Regions from separate parts of the Homo sapiens genome. Here region 2 is linked to region 1. Evidence: chromatin loops called from intact Hi-C (ENCODE). Cell type or tissue: MCF 10A. All regions are shown on one strand.

Region 1 (2,500 bases):
AGGAAGGGCACCTGGCCCTAGGGAACAAACTACTTGTGAAAAGAGAAGAGAATCCATAGTAGGTACAGGAGGGCAGTGGGCAGAGGAGGAGGAAGCATGAACCTGAGGTGCCGCTATGCTAGCAAGACTGGCACCAGGGCAAGGGACACCACCAGGTAACACGGTGTCATTGGCAGGTGGCTAGACAGATGCAGCATTGTCTTTGGCGTCTGTCACAGAACAAAGCAGGGCATTAGGGGGCCATGCAGGAGAGAAGGTGCCTCAGTGGCATGGACACAAGAGTGTGGAACAGGTATGACAGATACTCACGCAATGACAGTGACAGTCATGCATGCTTGGAGCCACTCGGGGGTGTGGATATGGTTTGCCCAGGCCTTGGGCTGCTAGGCAGCATTTTGAATGGCCAAAGCTCAAAGCAGGGGCTGCACGGCCTCCTTCATGAATACATGAGGACCTCGCTCCCCCTGGAGTTCAGCAAAAGACAGCAGCAGGTTCTGACCTGTGGCAGCCACAGCAGGCTGGAGGAAGGTGTACCAAAGTCAGGGAAGAGAAAGGCACTGTTCTTCCAGACGGCCAGTCTGTGCCACAGAGTGACCCTAACTGGGCCCCTCCTGGGCAGAGGACAGTGATGAGGAAGTAGTAGTCTGGGCAATGTACAATGTAGCTGCCTCTCTCTTCTCTCTTCCCTTCTCCCTTGCAGTGGCATAATCAGCAGGGGCTACCATCTCCTACAGCTCGCCCAGCTTCTCCTGCAGCTCCTCCTTGACATGCTGCTCAGACTAAAGTGCATTGTTGATCTCCATATTCTCACTGTTCTGGACAGAGAGAAGCAATCACGCCACCCACTGCAGCTGGAGACCGCAGAACTTGGTGTCTGCCTCCCATGGCGCCGGGAAGGATGGAGGCAGATTAGAAAAATGATCCCCTCTCCCCCATAGCCATCAAACCAGGGCTCTGGCTCACAGGTCCCTTCAGAAGTGCCACTTCACATGAGGGCTACACTGCCCCACTTAACAGATGGGGAAACAAAGGCCTAGAGGGCTGGGGAGGAGGGCAGTCTCCCCAGGTGGGATGCACCAGTTTTACAAAGCTGCTCTCTGTAGCTGCTCCTTGAGCTCAGGGTTCTGGGAGAGTGTGGGGCTGATGGTGGTGAGGTCATTTTGCACGGTCCCCAGGGTTTGCCTGCATACCTCCGCCTGCTCCCCTCAGAGCTCAGCCACCCGCCCCAGCTCCAGCAGCCTCTCCTGCTCCCAGTTCAGGCATTTCAAGTCCTCATTGTCTTGCATGTGGGCCCACTGGAGCTGTCCTGCTAGACTTTCCAGCTCCTCCCACAGGTGCTCAGCCTCTGCCTGTAGCTGCTGCTGCAGCTGCAGACCCCAGAACTTGGTGTCTGCCTCCCACGGCACTGGGAAGGATGGAGGCAGATTAGAAAAATCATCGCCTCTCATCCACAGCCATCAAAGCAGGGCTCTGGCTCACAGGTCCCCTCAGAAGTGCCGCTTCACATGAGGGCTGCGCCCCCTGCTGGGGGCTCCAGGGGTGGGATTCAGCTGAGAAAGGAAGCAGACAATAACGGCCTCTGGATTCTCAAAAACACCCTCCTCTTGGTACACAGCTCCTCTCGGGCTCCCCAGACTTGGCCTCCCTGCTAATGATTCTCAAAAAAACCCTCTGCATTCTCAAAAAAAAAAAAACCCTCCTCTTGATCCACTGCACCCCTCAGGCTCCCCAAACTTGGCCTCCCTGCTAATGATTCCTTGCACCCTGATGGTAGCCAATCTTCCAAGCCACTTTCAGATAGAGACAACTGTGGGTGGCTGACAACACACACTTTTTCCTCTTTGCTGATGGGGACATTGAGGCTCATGACGATTACAAGACTTGCCGCCTCCTGGCACAGACCTCTTTCCCTCTGCCTCAAAGCCTTTCCATGCATCCACCTCTCTGGCATTCTAAGCCATCCCCACAGCCCTCTGATGCCAGTCCTGCTCCCAGGTCACCCCAGCCCCAGCTTACCCATCTGGTTCCTTAGTTCAGCCAAGATCGTCTCCAGCTCCTGTACTCGACTCATGCTATGCACCGTCTCCTCCCTCAACGCGTGCACCTGCCCAAAGCACAGGGGGAAAGGGCCCTGCAGAGAGGGGCTGGCAGCTGGACAAGCTACCATCTCCCTCTCTGCCCCTACCTCCACAAAGCCCAGACCCATGACCACCTCTGGCTGTGCTCCTCCCATTTCACAGATGCCTGGAACAATCAAGTGACCTATCTACGGTGGGGGCTGAAGGGTCAGGTCTCACCTGCTCTGACATCTCCCGCATCCTCTGCCACCACAAGGCGCTCTCTCCTTTCAGATTCTCAGCGTGTTGATCTTTCTCCATCTGTAGTTGTTTCAGTGACCCCATTACCTGCAAGAATGGGCACAGAAGTTAGGAAGGGCTGTCACTGGTCCTCACACGCTCCTGGCCACCTGGGGTCATCTTCCTTCCACATCCCTCCCTCT
Region 2 (2,500 bases), 180 kb before region 1:
AAGAATGGGAATGACAACTTTCAAGCTCTTTATATGGTGGAGTTCATTATGAGACAAGCTTAAAGGGAGGCTGACCCCATTTGGGAAGTTAGGCTTCCAGAATCAGTATCCATTCTCCTGCTAATAGATATTTAGATTATGTCCAATTTCAAGCTTTTATGAATAAAACTGCTACAAAAATTCATGTACAAGACTTTGCATGGTTGTATGATTTCATTCCTCTTGGGTAAATACCTAGAGTGGAACAGCTGGATCATTATATGGTAGCTGTATATTTAACTTTCTAAGAAACTGACATACTCTTTTCCAGAGTGGTTGTGTCATTTTACTTTCTTACCAACAAGGTGTAAGAGTTCTGGTTGCTCAACACCCTCACCAACACTTGCACAATAAGGAACTTTTGAAGGAAATATATACAGACGGTCCCCGACTTAAAATTGTTCTACTTAACAATTCTTTGACTTCACAATGGTGAGCAAGCGATATGTATTCAATAGAAACTGTACGTTCGAATTTCGATGTAATGTAATCATCATTATCTTGGTATAAGATATTCAGAAAATATGCGGGTCCATTAAAGAAACCTGGAACATCAAGATTTTTAAATATTCAGCGATGATTCCACAGCTTTAGTGTTCAGTAAGAGTTACTGTGTTTCTTTCCAAAACTCATTAATTTAGCCATTTAAAACCAATACAGATAGGCCGGGCACGGTGCCTCACGTCGGTAATCCTAGCACTTTGGGAGGCCGAGGCGGGTGGATCACGAGGTCAGGAGATTGAGACCAGTGTGGCCAACATGGTGAAACCCTGTCTCTACTAAAAACACAAAAATTAACCGGGCATTGTGGCTTGCATGTGTCTGTAGTCCCAGCTTCTCAGGAGGCTGAGGCAGGAAAATAACTTGAGCCCAGGAGGCGGAGGTAGCAGTGAGCCAAGATCGCGCTACTGCACTCCAGCCTGTGCAACAGAGCGAGACTCTGCCAAAAAAAAAAAAAAAAAAAAAAAAAACAGATAAAGAGATCTATCATACAGCAGGATCAAATTTTGTGAGAGTCAATTAAAGGAGATAACAATTACATAATCTGAGAAAAGTCTGACTAGAGATGGGGCTTAGACACTCTCTTGCTTTTCTTTTATGTAGATTGATAAAGTCTACTTTTGTCAAGGAGCCGACAATCCCTCCTTTCCTTTCTTTATTATCCTGCAGCTGGTGGAGCAGAAATATGAACCATGTAGTGACATCAGAGGTAGAATACGGCTGCAGAGCCGGTTTCTAACAGTCATGAGTCAAAGGCACCACTCCACCTACAAATCTGCGGTTGGATTGTGGGCCCTGGGCACTCTGTAGCAACTCTACAAACATCATTGTCAATAACAAATTCATTTCTTAAGCAGAGTTTAAATTCAAAGTCAGAGGAATGTGGGTTACAGATCTCAGCTGTCATTTATTAGCTGTGTCTCTTGGTCATATGAATTAGCCTTTCTAAATGCCATTTCTTCATTAGTAAAGAGGAGTAATAAATATTACCTACCACATGAAATCTTTGTAAAGATTTAAGTAGATAATACATTAGAAGTCCTCAGCACAGTGGCTAATATTTAGAACCACTCAATAAATATTAGCTCTACTTTTTGCTTCATAATAGATGATGTTACTAGATTTCTCTCCAAGCTTCTAGCATGTTCAATGGATGCTTATCTTAGAGCCAGGATCCTATAGCAAAGAGAGTTAGTAGACTAGTTATACTCATATGAGCCATTTGAGAAACATATGTGGTGCCAAAGTAAGTGTTACAAATAGTACTACAGACAGGGAGTCTTAAAAGAGGGAATCAGAAAATGAGAAACATCTCAACATTTTTATTTATTTATTTATTTACTTATTTATTTTTGAGATGGAGTCTCTCTTTGTCACCCAGGCTGGAGTGCAGTGGTGCGATCTCGGCCCACTGCAACCTCGGCATCCCGGGTTCAAGCGATTCTCCTGCCTCAGCCTCCCGAGTAGCTGGGATTACAGGCGCCCACCACCACACCTGGCTAATTTTTGTATTTTTAGTGGAGACAGGGTTTCACTGTGTTGGCCAGGCTGGTGTCAAACTCCTGACTTCAGGCGATCCGCCCACCTCAGCCTCCCAAAGTGCTGGGATTACAGGCATGAGCCACCACGCCTGGCCTCGACATTTATTTAATACTCACCAAATTCCAGGCACTATACCAGGACATTAAGTATTAGGTCTCTGTGCCACAGCTATGTGAGGAAGGGCTTGATAGGTAGATCATGATCCTCAGAGAAGAGCATGGTCACACAGCTGGTGAGGGGGAAGGCAATGATTTCGACCCATGTTGATGTGAGCACAAAGCCTCTGCTAGGCCTTGGATACCCAAAAGGTGGGTTGGACTTGCATCTGCAGAGGAAAGGGAGAAGGGCAGCCTTAGAAAAGGAACTAAGTTTTGGAGCCAAGCTAAGTAAAATGTGTTCTGGAAACAATGATTCTTAG

The links. Hi-C counts contacts between places; a loop is a spot of excess contacts. Peaks named below come from ENCODE experiments on the same cell type or tissue, not always from the same donor. Only the 100,000 strongest peaks of a DNase experiment are listed, where the experiment ranks them.
Region 2: it touches region 1 in a loop (6-fold over the local background); 21 of 110 quality-filtered maps call a loop at or near these places.

Annotation. Positions count from the first base shown.
Region 1 is chr15:62,253,021-62,255,520 of GRCh38, forward strand. It overlaps the pseudogene GOLGA2P11. Among named protein-coding and RNA genes, the nearest start is that of MIR8067, 50 kb to the right of the region's middle. RefSeq lists an enhancer at 716-1,608 and a silencer at 1,330-1,624. In MCF 10A, a CTCF peak has its summit at 1,528 (motif pointing left); a DNase peak (open chromatin) is centred at 1,501.
Region 2 is chr15:62,074,815-62,077,314 of GRCh38, forward strand. No RefSeq gene overlaps it. Among named protein-coding and RNA genes, the nearest start is that of C2CD4A, 9.1 kb to the left of the region's middle. In MCF 10A, no CTCF peak of the experiment used is centred here; a DNase peak (open chromatin) is centred at 1,267.